Regions from separate parts of the Homo sapiens genome. Here all the other regions are linked to region 5. A link is a contact called in ENCODE Hi-C or POLR2A ChIA-PET data. All regions are on one chromosome and are shown on one strand. Each heading gives the region's core, a stretch centred on a gene start or an enhancer-like site at or near the end of the contact. The rest is flanking DNA. Distances are from core to core; before and after follow the strand shown. Region 1 holds the start of TRAPPC3 (trafficking protein particle complex subunit 3). Region 2 holds the start of ADPRS (ADP-ribosylserine hydrolase). Region 3 overlaps ZMYM4 (zinc finger MYM-type containing 4). Region 4 holds the start of THRAP3 (thyroid hormone receptor associated protein 3). Region 5 holds the start of CLSPN (claspin).

What was found. Hi-C counts contacts between places; a loop is a spot of excess contacts on that map. ChIA-PET counts read pairs that join two places held with the same protein, here RNA polymerase II (POLR2A). Pooled maps may share reads with other maps.
Region 1: a map with no recorded cell type shows a loop between it and region 5 (15-fold over the local background). The contact joins the promoter of TRAPPC3 here to the promoter of CLSPN in region 5. A Hi-C loop is called at or near these places in 1 of 37 single-sample maps with no recorded cell type and 6 of 50 pooled maps. POLR2A ChIA-PET finds 5 or more read pairs at or near these places in 5 of 52 experiments (WTC11, activated CD4-positive, alpha-beta T cell, activated CD4-positive, alpha-beta memory T cell and 2 more).
Region 2: a loop to region 5 is called in a pooled map, with 17 times the contacts of the local background. The contact joins the promoter of ADPRS here to the promoter of CLSPN in region 5. A Hi-C loop is called at or near these places in 1 of 37 single-sample maps with no recorded cell type and 9 of 50 pooled maps. POLR2A ChIA-PET finds 5 or more read pairs at or near these places in 1 of 52 experiments (activated CD4-positive, alpha-beta T cell).
Region 3: a pooled map shows a loop between it and region 5 (2.2-fold over the local background). The contact joins the enhancer-like site here to the promoter of CLSPN in region 5. A Hi-C loop is called at or near these places in 3 of 50 pooled maps. POLR2A ChIA-PET finds 5 or more read pairs at or near these places in 2 of 52 experiments (GM10248 and WTC11).
Region 4: a pooled map shows a loop between it and region 5 (26-fold over the local background). The contact joins the promoter of THRAP3 here to the promoter of CLSPN in region 5. A Hi-C loop is called at or near these places in 2 of 37 single-sample maps with no recorded cell type and 11 of 50 pooled maps. POLR2A ChIA-PET finds 5 or more read pairs at or near these places in 6 of 52 experiments (CD4-positive, alpha-beta memory T cell, WTC11, activated CD4-positive, alpha-beta T cell and 3 more).

Annotation. Positions count from the first base shown.
Region 1 is chr1:36,147,823-36,150,765 of GRCh38, reverse strand. TRAPPC3 (trafficking protein particle complex subunit 3) reads left to right here and starts at 1,280. Exons shown (of 5, transcript NM_014408.5): 1 at 1,280-1,429. The coding sequence starts at 1,388. RefSeq lists enhancers at 727-1,386, 1,517-1,596, 950-1,610.
Region 2 is chr1:36,087,521-36,090,804 of GRCh38, reverse strand. ADPRS (ADP-ribosylserine hydrolase) reads right to left here and starts at 1,913. Exons shown (of 6, transcript NM_017825.3): 1 at 1,690-1,913. The coding sequence starts at 1,900. It overlaps TEKT2 (tektin 2), which reads right to left. Exons shown (of 10, transcript NM_014466.3): 8 at 3,223-3,284; 9 at 2,998-3,077; 10 at 2,530-2,832. The coding sequence ends at 2,619. RefSeq lists enhancers at 1,240-1,824, 1,825-2,410 and silencers at 1,466-1,895, 2,006-2,095.
Region 3 is chr1:35,296,868-35,300,115 of GRCh38, reverse strand. The region is part of intron 1 of ZMYM4 (zinc finger MYM-type containing 4); the gene reads right to left. Among named protein-coding and RNA genes, the nearest start is that of ZMYM4, 30 kb to the right of the region's middle. Within about 2 kb of position 1,460, at least 2 of the 41 ENCODE cell types and tissues checked have a DNase peak (open chromatin) inside an H3K27ac peak, as active enhancers do.
Region 4 is chr1:36,222,822-36,226,033 of GRCh38, reverse strand. THRAP3 (thyroid hormone receptor associated protein 3) reads right to left here and starts at 1,591. Exons shown (of 12, transcript NM_005119.4): 1 at 1,529-1,591. RefSeq lists enhancers at 1,145-1,673, 1,505-1,714, 1,674-2,201, 2,115-2,414, 2,625-2,794 and a silencer at 1,845-1,964.
Region 5 is chr1:35,768,649-35,772,019 of GRCh38, reverse strand. CLSPN (claspin) reads left to right here and starts at 2,042. Exons shown (of 25, transcript NM_022111.4): 1 at 2,042-2,173. The coding sequence starts at 2,150. CLSPN-DT (CLSPN divergent transcript) reads right to left here and starts at 1,925. Exons shown (of 3, transcript NR_199050.1): 1 at 1,772-1,925. RefSeq lists a silencer at 2,200-2,429.

The DNA of each region.
Region 1 (2,943 bases), core at 31-2,530, 380 kb before region 5:
GCCCTTGGCTCCCTCCCCTGTGGCATTACACAGGATGGAGAGTGAGGGGTCACTGCCTCTAGGGAGGAAACAGAATGTCTGGGGAAAAGGGTATAATAATGATTGGTCCTGCACCCTGAGGGAGGGACTGGGGGAACCCTGGGCACCAGCTTGCAGCCTCAGCGGCCCCCCAGCCCTCCCTAGCCTGGCTGGCTCGTGTCTGGACAGGCTGGTTGTCATGGTGAGGGCTAGGGGCCAGAATGCAGCTGCTACAGTCAGGCTACCAGGCCTAAGTGAACAGAGAGTGCTCAGGGACCCCCCAGCCCAGCTTCCTCAGAGTTGACCAGCTGAGAGACCGCGGGAGCTGAAACCAAAGAGCTGTGGTCAGGGACTATAGACTTCCCCTTGGTGATGGGTGAGAGTTCAGCCAGCACATTCCCTTCGTGTTTCTGGTGCCTGTTTGTTGGCTTGTTTTTGGAGGGTGGCTGGAAGGGAATACACGTTTCTTTTATGCCTTTTATGCGCCCAAGTGCTGGGCATGCGTGGCTCACCAGTCTTTACAACAACTGAGAGAGATTTAGCAACTTGCCTAAAATGGCAAAGCTGGGATTAGAACTCAGAACTGACGGCCACGACAGTTAGTGATCTTTGTTTTCTGGGAACCAGGCAGTGTAGCTGTTCTAGGGGGAGGGAGGGGGAGAAAGTGACTTGAACTTTACCTAAAAGACTGGATATTCCATCACGAGGCCACAGGTGGTAGAAGGCAGGTGCTGGCATCATTTGGGGTTTGGCAGTCTGAAGAGAAAGACACTAGCGAAATGCTTGGCACATAGTAGGTCATTAAATATTTTTCTAATGAAGAAGCCAATTCTGTGTGAGTCATTGCTAGTTTTCTGGGACATCTTGGGAGCTTCTGGAGCTGAATCGCAACAGCGGAAGACGCTAGCTCGAAAGAGGGACTTTCCAAGACCAACCCCGGCGAGAGAGGAATTTGTGGAGCATCATCTCTGAGCCGGGCGCGGGGGGAGGGGGACAAGGAGGAAGCGTGTGTGTGACCCAGGATTACCGAAGGCTGCGGACGCCACCCAGCGGCCAGGATGCTGCCCAGCGCAAGCTGGGCTCTACCAGGCAGGCGCGCGCGGAGCACTCCGGGAGTTGTAGTTGACTGTGTTAAGAGGCGGTGCTGCCAAAGGGGCTGTTGGGTGTTGTAGTCTGACGTTTGTTGGGCGGGAGTTGCCCACGTCGGCCGGACCACTAGTCCCGTGGTGCCCCGCGGGAGGCCGCGCAGGCGCAGTGAGTCAGTGCCGGTCGGTCTTGTGGGCTGAGGGGCAGCGGCTTAGGCTCCGGCGTCTGCAGGGGTCGCCGAGCTAACCCGTGGCTAGGCGAGTGGGGCGGGGCGGCCGGCACCATGTCGAGGCAGGCGAACCGTGGCACCGAGAGCAAGAAAATGGTAACTTGGAGCGCGTGACCTCGGCGGGCGGGGCGAAATTGAGGCGTACAGGGAAGGGGCCCGGCGCCGAGCGCGAGGTGCGTTTGGAAAAGGGCCTTCCTGTGAGCTCTGGCAAGGGGAAGCCTCTTGCTGGGTCACTCCGGGGGCGTTCCAGGCAGGTGAGGGGACCGTCGGAGAAGTTCCCCGGAGGAGACCCCGCCCCCAAGGCCTGAGTGCAGCTCTGTGCTAAGCCAACAACAACGACGGTAATAAATACCAATAACTGCCACTTAACTTCTCTCTTACTATGTGTTGGGCACCGGGCCACGCACGTTACAGCATCTCAGTTAATCTGCAGAGTAGCCCCTATCAGATGGATAACATTGCCGTTTTACAGCTTGGAGAGCTTACGTAATTTGCCCATATTTACACCTGGGAAGTTAGGATTTGGACCCGTGTTTAACTCCAAAGCTAATGCTAGGAGCTGACTGTTAGGCTTTACTCTTAGGCTACAGTGTCTCGTACTGTGGCGTGGGTATTGTGAGAGATGTTCAGATACTGGTCGTGCCAGAAAGGAACGTTTTATTCAATGGAATAAGAGATGGGCCAGAGTAAGCAGTGAGTGGTGCCCCTCTAATGGAGTGGGTGGCTCCCTTCTTTCCCAGGGAATAGTTTGGACACCATATGGTCCTATAAAGTTGGACTAGGGGCTGGGGCTGCAGACTTAGGTCATTTTTCTTTCGTTCTTCCCTCCCTCCCCCCGCCCCCAGACGAAATCTCTGTCACCCGGGGTGGAGTGCAGTGGCACTAACTTGGCTCACTGCAACCTCTGCCTCCCAGGTTCAAGCAGTTCTTCTGCCTCAGCCTCCCGAGTAGCTGGGATTACAGGTGTCCACCACCACGCCTGGCTGATTTTTGTATTTTTAGTAGAGATGGGGTTTCACCATGTTGGCCAGGCTGGTCTCGAACTCCTGACCTCAGGTGATCCGCCTGTCTCGGCCTCCCAAAGTGCTGGGATTACAGGCGTGAGCCACTGCGCCTGACCAATTTTTGTATTTTTAGTAGAGACGGGGTTTCACCATGTTGGCCAGCCTGGTCTCGAACTCGTGGCCTTAAGTGATCTGCCTGTTCAGGCTCCCAAAGTGCTGGGATTACAGGGGTGAGCCACCACACCCGGCCAAAAGACGAGAATATTTTGTTAGGAAACAATGTCAGGTAAGGGGAAACACATGGACCTTGGTTGGAATTCTGACTTACTTGATTGATCTTCAATTTCTTTATCTATAAAATGGGGATAGTAATGTCTACCTAATATTAAATGGGATGGTGTAAAATGTGAGGGGCATGGTAAATGTTTCTTTCTCCTTTTCCTATGAGATGAGTAGAGGTCTTCCTGGTTAGTTTTTGTACTTTGCTCTCATTTTATCCATTTTTTAAGCCTGAAATCAATATTGAAATCTTTAACAAAAATCTGCAGACTCTACCCCCAGCCCCCAGTATTCTTCGTTTCAGTGAAGTAAGGTAATTAGGGAGGG
Region 2 (3,284 bases), core at 664-3,163, 320 kb before region 5:
GACCATGGCTCACTCCATCTCGACCTCCCAGGCTCAAGGAGCCTCTTGCCCCAGCCTCCCGAGTAGCTGGGACTACAGGTGCACACCACTGCGCCTGGCTTTTTTTTTTTTTTTTTTTTTTTTTTGTAGAGATGGAGTTTCATCCTGTTGCCAGGCTGGTCTCAAACTCTTGGGCTCAAGTGGACTCTCCCAAAGCGCTGGGATTACAGTTGTGGCTACGGCACCCAGCCTCTACTCATGTTTCAGAGTTACCACATCTAAAATGACCTCAAATCAGTTTCTCACTCCCATTCACTTTCGTGGGCCTGGGAAGCCTTAGGATCTCAGCAATGGGATTTTCAGCAATTCTTTATTCCAAGTCAGTCCTGCTGCTTTCTATTTTATGTATTTATTTATTATGAGCCTACATCATGGTTTGATCTTCTGATTTCTGAAAGAAAACTTCCATCCCCTTGTGGCTGCCATCCTTGCAGCTCCAGTCTTTTTGTTTTTGTTTTGTTTTTCTTTTTTATAGACAGGATCTTGCCATGTTGCCCAGGCTAGTCTCGAACTCCTGGACTTAAGCGATGATCCTTCCACCTCAGTCTCTGGAGTAGCTGGGATTATAGGTGTGCGCCACCATACCCAGATTGAAAATGATAGTTTCTGGATCCAGATCTCCTCCTACTTCACTTCTCTGGAGCACACCACCAGTGATCAGTGTCTTCATTTTGAAATTCTTTTCCTAGGTTTCGTTGATAGCCACTCCTGCTTCTCCTCCTATCAAACTGTTTCCTTCCCTAATCCCCTTCCCTCCCTCCCTCCCTCTTAATTACCGGTGTTCTCCAGGGTTCTGACCATGGCCCTTTCTTCTTACTATGCTACCTGCTCTCCAAGAAGATTCACCTCCTCTGCTTGACCTCACACCTGCTACCTGAGCCGGGATCTGAGCCCACAAGGGAAGGGAAGTTAGTTTTACAGGCGAGACAGCGCATGCAAACGCCTGGCCTAGAGGAATCATGGTGTGAGGAACCGAAGAGCAGAAAGCAAGGCCAAGGCTGGCGGAAAACGAAACTGCAGACGTGTGGGAGGGCCGGACCACGTCGGACACGTTAAGGAATGTGGCTCTGTACTAAGGGTAATGGGAAATCACAGCAGGGTTTTAGGCAGGGGAGGACGCGATTAGAGTCAGGCTTCCAAAGCACGCCTTGCGGGGTGGAGAACGGGCTGGTGGTATACTGACTCTAGAGAACCGGGAAAAAGAGGTCAAGTCGGCAAGGGTGGACAGACAGTCCCCGACTTAGGATGGTTCAACTTAAGTTTTTTTCGGCTTTCTGATAACGCTGATACGCATTCATAGGCTCCTCGACGTCCGATGGGGCTGCGTCCAGATAAAACGGTCGTCTAAGCTGAAAGCGCACTTTCCACTTCAGGTATTTTCAACTTACGATGGGTTTATCCACACCCTGCACGGTTGAGGCCCCGGTGCTGCCACGCCCCGAGCACGGGATGTTCGGGGCGAGACGTCTATAAGGCCGGAGATCGCACTGGCACTCGCTGAGCTCAAGCTGTCTGCGGGTCATCCGGCTCTGGCCCCGGTGCCCTCGGCAGCCTCATCCCCGCGCACCCCCGACCCGTCGCCCCCGGAGGCTCCGCGCCCCTTCGGCCTCCCTCCCGCACGGCCTCTGACTTGCGCCCGGCCCCGCCCACCTGTCCGCTCACTCCCGGGCGTGCCGGGGTCCGGCTCCAGACTCTGGACATGACGCAGGACTGACGTCAGGTCGACGGTGTCGTGGGCCTCGTAGAAGGAGCCCACGCAGTCCCCGAGCAGCGCGCCAGCCAGGCAGCCTCGGAAGCGCGAGAGGGAGCGGGCCGCGCCAGCCCCTCCACCTGCCGCTGCCGCCATCGCCGCTGCGGCCATCCGCGCGCAGACTGCTCGCCACTTCCGGTGCCGCCCTCACAGTTTCCCTACTTCCGTCCGCAGCGCTCCCTGGGGCCTAGAGTTTCCACTCCGCCGCCAGGCCCACAGCGCCGCCCAGCGGCCCGGAGTCGCGGCGCCGCGCACTTCCCGCCAGCCTGTGCTTTGAGTCTCGGTTTTCCGCTCCTCACCACTGGGCTAACTGGGTGGGAAGGCCACTATGGGGTCTCCGGGGGATGGGCACTGAGCCAGACCATTGGATCACTGCAGCCCACACTGCCTTCCGCAGGCGAGCAACCCTAACTCCGCACCCCCAGCCGGCCCTCCCCACCGAGGCCGGGACCACCCCCAAGCCCTCCCACCGGGCCCTTGCCCCCTGTGGGCCTCCCTTAAGCATCAGGAGGGCGGACCAGGGGCCAACTGGGACACAGCCAGGTAGAGGCCGCGCTGCTGCAGCCCAGGAGTGCTGACCCAGCCCAGAGAGGGGTGCCCTGAGGGGAGGGAAAGAACTGGATTTGGTACATGGAGTTCGGAGGAATAGTGTTCCCCATCTTTGCTCCTCCATAGACAGGAGGGTGTTCAAGAACCCTCTCCCTGCTGGCTACATACAGTGGGGCAGAGAACAGCCGGCCTGAGATCCTCTGCATTTATTCCATTCATTTCTCTCCTCCCTCCTTCCATTGCCCACCCAACCCTGCCCTCCTCCTGCAGTCCTCCAAGGCTAGGCCAGCTCCAGCTGGCAGCTTTTGAGTGGACTCAGGGTGCTATTTGTGGTACGTGTGAAGGTGTCCACCTCAGGCACGAACCTCTCAGCAGGCACGGTCAGCTTGCGCCGTGTGTCCATGCACTTGGTGTCCAGCAGCATGGAGTTGGCCTTGCAGGCAATGTCAGCCTGCAGCCGGGCCAGGTGCTTGCACAGGGCGTCCAGTGCGTCCCTAGGGAAGGACATTGACAACCCCCCAGCCCCCATGAGGCTGGGAGGCCTGGGCTGCGTGCATAGCCTTCAGTCAGGAAGACAGCCCCAGGGAGCCAGCAGCCAGCAAGAGGCCCCATTTGTGGGCAGCGTCTCACTGCTCCTTCCGCCCACTCCCGAGACCTACTGTGCTTGCGCCAGCTTCTGCTTCAGGGCAGCGATGGTTGCCTCTAGCTGGTGAACCTCGTCGGTGAGGCCGTACTGTGCCTGGAGGCAGAGGGGTTGGGAGTTCCAAGTCAGCCACACTGTCCTTTACCTGAGTGCTGCCCCTTGACAGCAGTGCCCTTGCTCCATCAGGAATATGAGAAAACCTTGGCTAGGGGGCCCGTGCGCCACTGGGACACCCTCTCACCTGGTCCCGGCAGAGTTCCACGTTGGGCCGGTAGGTTCTGGCCTCTAGCCGGGTATGGGACA
Region 3 (3,248 bases), core at 211-2,710, 470 kb after region 5:
GAAAATTGAAAGAATCTCTGTTGCCGGGCATAGTGGCTCATGCCTGTAATCCCAGCACTTTGGGAGGCCAAGGTGGGCGGATCACGAGGTCAGGAGATCGAGACCATCCTGGCGAACACTGTGAAAACCCGTCTCTACTAAAAATACAAGAAAAATAGCCAGGCGTGGTGGCAGGCGCCTGTAGTCCCAGCTACTCTGTAGGCTGCGGCAGGAGAATGGCATGAACCCAGGGCACGGAGCTTGCAGTGAGCCGAGATGGCACCATTGCACTCCAGCCTGGGCAACAGAGCAAGACTCTGTCTCATAAAAAAAAAAAAAGAAAAGAAAGAAAGAAAGAATCTCTGTTGGTTGCTTTCTGCAACCAATCAGATGTTTGCATAAGAGTGTAACTTTGTAACTTCACTTTAGCCTTTGATTGGTTGCTTTCTGCAACTTACCAGGCAACTATTCAGACTGATTCCTGGCTAAGTCTTTGTTTGCACAGAAGTATAACTTTGTAACTTCACTTTAGCCTTTGATTGGTTGCTTTCCACAACCAGAGGTTTGCATAGGGTATAACTTTTGTAACTTAACTTCAGCCTCTCATTGGGGGCCACTACTTCATTTACAAAGGGTGTACACCAAGTAACCAATGGGAAACCTCTAAAGAGGATTTAAACCCCAGAAAATTCTGTAATGGCACCCTTGAGCCCCTATGCTCCAACCAGCTCCCACACTGTGAAGTTTACTTTCATTGTCAATAATCTCTGCTTTTTTTTTGCTTCATTCTTTTCCCGCTTTGTTTGTGTGTTTTGTCCAATTCTTTGTTCAAGACGCCAAGAACCTGAACACCTTCCATTGGTAACAATGCAATCCAGAAGGTATAGGAGCAACATCTTTAAAGTACTGAAAGTAAAGGAAAATGTCAATCTAGAATTCAAAATCCTGCAAAAATATCTCTCAAAACTACACCAGGTGTGGTGGTGCATACCTGTAATCCCAGCTACTCAAGAGACTGGGGCAGGAGGATCACCTGAGCTCAAGAATTTGAGTTCAGCCTGGGCCACATGGCAAGACTCTGTTTCTTAAAAAAAAAAAAAAAAAACTTTCAAAACTGAAGGCAAAATAAATACTTGTTCAGAAACAGAGAATTCATCACTACCAGACCAGTCTACAAGAGGTATTAAAGGAAAGTCCCTCAGCAGAAGGAAAATGACACCATATGAAAACAAGCATCTACCCTAAGTAAAGAGTATGGCAATGTAACTATGTGGGTTCTCACCAGTTACAAATGGATTGCCTCTCAACTCCAAACCCACTCTTCTCTGCCCTGCTTTACATAATGGAGATGGACCCTGCAAAACTTTCTCCTTTGCCAGCTGGCACAATGTTAACCTTTGTCAGTAGATGGCACTGGAGGAATACTCTAGAAGGAAGGGGCTTCTCTTCCTGTTAACACTGTTCTCTAGCCGGCTTGCTCCAGTGGAGGTGTTGTGCAGGACTCCAAATGGCCCTCCCAGAGACCAACTCCCCAGCAAGTCTCAGTGACACAGGCACACACGCATGAGTAGTTTCCTGACAAGTTTTGTCAGCACTCCAGAAAGCACCTACCCTGCAAGTTTCAGCAGCACCCCTATGGGAGACAGACTTCCCAGAGAATTTTGCCAGTGTCCCAGCCTATCTTCTTAGCCAGATTCAGCAAGGGGCTTCCTAGTGACTTTTTTTTGAGACACAGTATCCTCTGTTGCCCAGGCTGGAGTGCAGTGGTACAAACACAGTGAGTGCACTGCAGCCTTGATCTCCTGGCCTCAAGCAATCCTTCCACCTCAGCCTCTCAAGTAGCTGGGACCATAGGTGCACACCAGTATGTCCAGCTAATATTTTTATTTTTCGTAGAGATGAGGGACTCACCATCCTACTGACTTTTATTGGCACCCCAGGGGGGCATTTTTTAATTGCCAGCAAAAGCCTGCCCCACCTCAGATGTTTCCAGCATCCAGTGGACCACACCTTCTCCAACAAGATCTGAATCTCAGCCTTGAAGCTGGTGGGCTGGCCATCATCCAGATTTATTCCATCCTTGTTAACTTTGCCTCAGACCTAGAGGCAGTGGCCGCTCCCTCTACTGTTATTCTGTATCTTTAGCATTCTCTTTAAGCCTTAGAGTTAATTCCCCATTAATGGTAAATAATTCTTTATGTTAAACTTTCCATATTCAAATTACTGTGTGGTTTCTGTCCTCTGATACAGGACTGGTAGTGGCAGTGGTCATAGGAGACAGGCACACAAAAATGGGATTCAGAATTGCTTTTCGTTGTGTCCTTAGGCTTGAGTATAGGGCTCAAGCAGGAACTAGTTTGGTAATAATCCCACATATGCAGGGGCATCACAGTTAATCAGGCTATCACCTGTGGTTGGTGATGATGAAATGCCAACTAAAGCAAGTACCTTGGGAACCCAAATGGCTGTTGCACTTAACTAGTAAAGCAGTAATGATGGCTACAAAGTCTGTTATGTGAGATGAATTCTCTAAGTGCTCTTCTGCATTTCTGATGAAAATAACAAGTTCAGGTCCGTTAAGTCAGCTCAAGTCACAGTCAGAGAAAGAGAGACCTTTCAAGATAACCTTAAAAATATATATACATTTTTTTTTTTTTTGTGACAAGCACCCAGGCTGGAGTGCAGTGGCGTGACCTCGGCTCACTGCAACCTCAGCTCACAGCAACCTCTGCCTCCCAGGCTCAAACCATCCTCCCATCTCACCCTCAGGTGTAAGCCAAAATGCCTGGCTCATTTTTGTATTAATAATCTTAATTCTTATATAACCACAGGTTGATATTGCTGAAAATCAAATGCAAAATTTAATTGTGCAAACTGAATTACAAAATTAGTTGAATTCAGTCTCGCCAAGTTTATTGTGTGAAAGTGAGGGCAGACAGAACGAGACTCCATCTCAAAAAAAAAGAAAGAAAGAAAAAGTAAGAGCAGGCTGGGCGCGGTGCCTCACGCTTGTAATCCCAGCACTTTGGAAGGCCAGGGCAGGTGGATCACCTGAGGTCAGGAGTTCAAGACCAGCCTGACCAACATGGTGAAACTCCGTCTCTACTAAAAATGCAAACGTTAGCAGGGTGTGGTGGCGCACGCCTGTAATCCTAGCTACTCAGGAGGCTGAGGCAGGAGAATCGCCTAAACCCGGGAGATGGAGGTTGCAGTGAGCCAAGATGGCGTCACTGCACTCCAGCCTGGGCAATAAGAGCGAAACTCCCATC
Region 4 (3,212 bases), core at 342-2,841, 450 kb before region 5:
AACTGTACCTAGTCTACAAAACTAAAAACATCAGTCTCCAAAATTGGAGATCTTTCTCTGGTGTTAAAACGTTTAAAAAACAAAGAGATGGAATTACACTGGATATAGAGGTTTTTAATCAAATCACTTCTTACAGAAACCTCAACACAACTCTCTTACAAAATGCAATTAAGCCCAAATGGCTGCAGTAAAACTTATCATTAACGTATGAACATTGGCTCACAAAATACATCTCCCGGCAAAGAACAAACTGAGCCCGATTTGCTCCACAAGTTGTTCATGGCAGGAGCCGGTTTTGGCTATTTAACAAGCTTCTAAATCATAATACACACGTCAGACTGTCTAGAATTACAGAACAGACTACAACAGTACTTCCACAAACGAAAAAAGTCAGGGTCATCTGAAACAGAAGAAAAATAACGGTGTGATACACGCCTCATCTCTCTCGGCGCACACTCTAAAAAAAAAACCTATAAATGATGATATTACTTTTTAACAGTGGCTAAGTGATTTTTATTTTATCTCATTTAGTCTCCACAATAACCCTGTAAAGGGGTCACTGTTACTTACTGCTGTTTTAGTGATAAGAAAACTGAGGCAGCTGGAGATGAAGACTCTTGACCTAAGATCAAAAGATAGCAGGGCCAAGATTTAAACCCAAGCCAACTGGTTCAGGATACTTCTGTTATGCTCCCAACAGAAGCTTCACTGCCTCTCTCTTGCCAGGTCCTTCTATACTCTCAGAGGCTTTCCCTTCACCCCAAGTAACAAATTCCCCATAAACACTGTACTGCCACTGATGGCTTCCAACTTCTGTGCACCATTGCTGCTCCCCAGCTTCTGCTGCCATGCTCCACCCCTAAGATTTGTAAAGTCAAAGACAACAGTTGATAAAAGTTGCTTAGGTGCTAAGAGAAGCAAAATAATTCACCTCATATAAGCAGAACTCACGCCGATTGCCACTGGAATGCAAGCCGGCCTCAGCTCCAGCCCAAGAAAAAAGTGAGAACTCTAATATTCCCGTAGGAGACAAATTTGGACTATCCCGTTTTTGGCCACCAGGCTGGAAAGAACGGAAGCGGTACTAACATTTACTGAGTGGCAGCCACATGCGCCCTAGGAGAAGACCGAACCAGGCCAATGGGGACTGGGTGGGGGGAAGGGCACTCGGGAGTTCCGGGAAAAGAAATCCAAATAACGGGGTTCATACGACCAAAACGGGAGGAGTAGGGAGTGGCCGCCCCCAGGCCGACTGCAAGATAAAGCGGCGTAGGAGCTGCTCTGCAGAGAAGGCGACCAAGAGCCTTGGGAGCTAGGCCGGGGCCAGGGGAAGACCTAAAGGGCGGGGAAGGGGAGGAGCCGGAGGGAACGGAGCCCGCTCAGAAGAGGCCAGGGTGTAAGCTGGGGGGAGCGACTCCACGCCAGGCCTTCCCCGAGCCCCTGACCAGCAGCTGGGGAAAAAAGATAAGAGACGAAACCACTAGAGCCGGTTAAGCTGCCCTAACTTCCATCAGAGGCGCTCACTCACCTGGGCCTACCACAGAGATCGCAGCTGCAGCTCGCAACGGAACAACCAGCCCGAACCTCGCCCCCGCCCCACAGCGCGCCCAGCGTCTCCGCTCTCCGACGACGGCGACGGCGTAGACCCGCTGCCTCCTGGGAAATGTAGTCCTACGCCCTCCTCTCCTGGCCGACTTGGCTGCCATCAGAACTACGTTTCCCAAAAGACAAGGCGAGCGTTGGGCCCGCCGCTTTGCGTCACGCGCTCGGTTGTCGGCGGTCACGTGGGTTGCTCGGGGCCGTCCCCTCCCCCCGCCTGGGTGGCCTGGAGATGGAGGAGGGCGGTGGACGGAAGGGGCGGGGGCGTTGCTGACGCCACTGCCCCCACCATTTTGGAACCAGCCTGGAGGGAGAGTCTGAGCCCCACCCACTCCGGGCCAGCTTGCCTTGTTGAAAAGCTTCCGAGTTGGAAGTCGAGTCTCCCTGTTTTTGGTCTCTGCTGCGCTCCCTTCCGCTTTGTGACCTTGAGCAAATTCATCCCTCCTCTCTAAACTTGTTTCCTCCCCTGTGAAATGAGACTTGTAATTTCTACCCCACAGCGATGTTGCCAGGCTCCGACAAAGTAAGGCACAGGAAAGCCTCAAGCACCCTGAAAGCGCAACGCAAATGGAGGGGTTGGTTTGGTTTCGTTTTTTTAATTTTAATTGTGTGACCTCATTCGGAGACCCAGAAACCGCCTCTCCCCAGCCTGCCTTCTGTAACTATGATTTTCTGACTGTCGTCCTGGGAAGTTTGTTAAAATGGGTGCTACTGGGGTATTGAACCAAAAGTTTACCGGGGAGTGTCTCCCTGCAGTCTACATTTTAAACCGATCTCTCGGGTGATTCTTACCCACCTACAAATTTGAGAATCTCTGCGTTTATCAGTTTTGCACAGGCTGGTTTCCTCCGGAATTTCTGCTCTAGTGTCTCTGAACATTTAAGACCCATCTCATAGGTCATCTGTGATGCTTTCAAAGTTGACTAGCTCCTCCCTATGCCTGTGTTCCCACAGTAAGTTTGCATCTTACTCTGTAAGTATCGGGGCCTTCCCCGACAAGACTGTGAGCTCTTTGAGAGCCGAGATCAGTTTTGATGGATTTCTGCACCTCCAGAGAAAAGTAGACACAGTACACATCAATTAATAAAGAAATCTAATGCTCTTCCTAAGAGAAAAGCTGCAAGGCTCAACTCAAGTAGCAGACCACGCCACATCAGCCCTTGCCCTTAGTGGCTTCGGCAGCATTCCTTGCACACGGCTTACTCTTTCTTCCTTCTTTGAGCACTTCTTGTGGTCGACGTACTGCGCAGTGCTTCTTAAAACGTTCTAATTTAATTGATTTTATTTTTATTTATTTATTTATTTATTTATTGAGATTCTCCCTATGTCGCCCAGGCTGGAGGGCAGTGGTGCGATTTTGGGTCACTGCAACATCTGCCTCCCAGGTTCAAGCGATTCTCCTGCCTAAGCCTCCTGAGTAGCTGATTTTACGGGCATATGCCACCACCCGGCTAATTTTTCTACTTTTTGTGGAGACGGGGTTTCGCCACGTTGGCCAAGCTGGTATCAGACTCCTGACCTCAAGTGATCCACCTGCCTCGGCCTTCCAAAGTGCTGGGATTACAGGCGTGAGCCACGGGGCTGAACCAATGTAATTTTAAATTCAAAGATTT
Region 5 (3,371 bases), core at 793-3,292:
GCTCTTGTTGGTGGGGACAGAAGTGGATTGAGAGATGGTGGGGAAGTAAAGAAATGAAGATGTGGAGAGGGAGCTTTTTTCTGAACCCAGCTAAAGGTGGAAACTTGGAAGAGGAGGCCAGTGGATTGGGTGAAGAACCAACCATTTGGTATACCTGTGACTGAGGAGGTTCTCAGGATGCAGGACTTTTAGTGCTAAAACTAGGAAAGTCCTGGGCAAGCTGGGCCAAGCTGGCCACACTGGCAGTGGATATGACCATGGAGGGTGAAGTGAGCAATAAATACTCTGACCTTTCTTTCCTGGTGGCCTCTCATCTCCTTACAGTAACCTTATAAGGTGTCTTTACAGGGGCCTGACCCAACCAGAAGGGCAAGGGAGCTGGGATAATACAGTCTAGAGAGGTCAGCCTTGCCTTGACACACACCAGGGTAAAGGAAGGACAGAGAATTGACCTGGAGAGGCAAAAAATAATGGCCAGCACAGTGGCAAAACTGGGATTAGAATTGTCTGGGATAGGCCAGGTGCGGTGACTCACACCTGTAATCCCAGCACTTTGGGAGGCTGAGACGGGCGGATCACGAGGTCAGGAGTTCAAGATCAGCCTGGCCAAAATGGTGAAATCTTGTCTCTACTAAAGTTACAAAAAATTATCTGAGCGTGGTGGCACATGCCTATAATCCTAGCTACTCAGGAGGCTGAGGCAGGAGAATCGCTTGAACCCGGGAGGCGGAGGTTGCAGTGAGCCGAGATCACGCCATTGCACCCAGCCATGGTGACAGGGAGAGACTCTGTCTCAACAAAAAAAAAAAAAAAAAAAAAAGAACTGTGTCTGGGATAAACCTGATTTCAGAGCTTCAATTCTTTTTCCAGCCTTGTTTAAAGGTAGAATGCCCTCTAGGAGTGATGAGTGCTTTCTACATCCTCAAATTAACTCTACAGAGAATTATAAAGATTATCCAACCATATTCTTTGGTATCTGAGCAGCCCACAAAACTTTTTTCTTTAGAGACAAGGTCTCCCTCTATCGCCTACGCTGAAGTGCAGTGGTGCGATCATAACTCACTCTAACCTCAAACTCCTGGACTCAAGCCATCCTCCCACCTCGGCCTCCCAAAGCGTTGAGATTACAAGCGTGAGCCATGGAGCCCGGCCCTCTTTAAAAAATAAAAGTGGGCCGGGCACAGTGGCTCACGCCTGTGAGGGGTATGAGGCCTCCCAGCACTTTGGGAGGCCGAGGCGAGGATCATTTGAGATCAGGAGTTCGAGACCAGCCTGGCCAACATGGTGAAACCCCGTCTCTACTAAAAATACAAAAATTAGCCAGGGGTTGGTGGCGGGTGCCTGTAATCCTAGCTACTCAGGAGGCTGAGGCACGAGAATCGCTTGAACCCGGGAGGCGGAGGTTGCAGTGAGCCGAGATCGCGCCACTGCATTTCATCCTGGCTAACAGAGGGAGACTCCATCTCAAAAAAAAAAAAAGTGTGTGTGTATACACATACATGTGTATGTGTATATATGTGTATGTATATATGTGTGTACATATGTGTGTGTGTGTGTATATATATATATATATATATATATATATATATATATATATATTCAGTGGTAAGTGTCATGTACAAGAGGCACACAGGATCTAGCTGCTCCAGAAATGAAGTCAGTGGAGAAAATCCCCACGGGAACCTTGGAATTCCTCTAAAAAGTTCAGGTACAGGACACTCCCAGGTGCCCAGGAACCGTTTCCCAGCTCACTTCCCCCCGAAAGACTCACCCCTCCAATCGCACTCGATGCTTTGGCAAGTGTCAAAGGTCAAAGACCACGGCTCGCCTGGTACCGACTGCCCCGCCCCCGTGCACCTCCAGCTCCCCCAGGCTCCGCTACCAGCAGCTGCGACCCGCCAACTCAGCCTGGGTAATAGGAGATTGGGCGGCCAGAGGCGCTGCGTGATTGGTGGGTCGGAAGGGGGCGGGGACTCGCTGGAAAGCCCCCTCTGGATTGGTGCAAACCATCTGGGTGGGACCTCCACTCTGGCTGGGCGGGAAAGCAAGAACAGCACTGCTGGGCTGGAGACGGCGGGAGCCGCTGCTCTCCGGCTGAGGGAATCAGAGACAGCTCCGTCCCTAGTGGAGCGCAGGGGAGGCAGAAGTCATGACAGGCGAGGTGGGTTCTGAGGTGAGTTTATGCACACGCCCCCCACGGGGGCTTAGAAGGCCGGGCACCGAGAGGTTAGGTGGGGCCGGGGTAGACCCCGCTGACCCGAGGCGCCCGGGCGGGAGGACTGCGGCTCCCGGCGTTCGCCGCGCCGGCTCCCGCGGCCTCGAGACTCGGCCGGGATGGGTTCCGACCGGGCATCCCGTCCCGCCGCCGGGCTTCCCGCGCTTCGGGCTCCGTGGCCGGAGAGCTCCAGGTCTCTGCGGCGCGCACTGCCGGCAGCCCAGCCCCTCTTCAGCCGGTTCCTGCCGCCAGCCCTCCCCTTTGGCGCGTTTCCTGTCGCGGAAGCTCCTCCCCTCAGGGTGCTCTGAAAGCCGGGAGGCTCTAGCCGAACCCGGCCGCAGCGGTGCGGGGGGATTCTCCGCAGAGAGAGGGCGAGCGAGGGTGTTAGGGAGTTCCACACTGGGCCTGGGAGGGGCCCTGGAGGTCATCGCGCGCAGGCCCTTTGCGTTTTCCGACCGGGCCCCGAGTGGGGAAGTCACCGCTGGGGCTCCTGGCTGGTGGCTGGCAGCTCCCTGGCGAAATTGGGCATAGAAAACAGATGTTTCCAGAGCTGTGTCCTTTCTGGGCCGGATTCGGGCAAGGCACTCCCGCCTTAGGAGCAAAATTTAAAGGGGCGCCAAAACCCTCAATCAAACTCATATTTTAATGCAATATTTTTAAAAAACCAAAATTAATGCAAAAACTTTTTATGATTTGATATTGAACAAAATATCAGACGTTTAAACAAAGACGAGATCCGACCAGTCATTTGCACGACCTTGCCTCAATCACCTCACCCTAATTCCATCCCTGTTTCCAATAAACTTTATTTACAAAAGCGGGCATATTATTTACCTCATGAGCTGTAGATTATTGATTTAATTTTTTAAAAAATATTGCATTAATGTTATTCATTTTGATTACTGAATTTTTTGAGACCTCACCCCACCCTGTTACTGGCCCTGCCCTTTGACGTTGCTGCAAATTGCCTAGAAGATAATCGTCATTCAAAGCAGCCCTATTCCTTGAGCTGTCTGGTTACCTAAATTCGGTTTCCACACTCACAAACAGAAGTAATAGTTTTACTGCTTTGGATTGTTGAGAGGATCATCAGTGCATACATATTAATTCTCAGCAATCCCAGCACTTCGGGAGGCTAAGGCCGGCAGATTGCTTG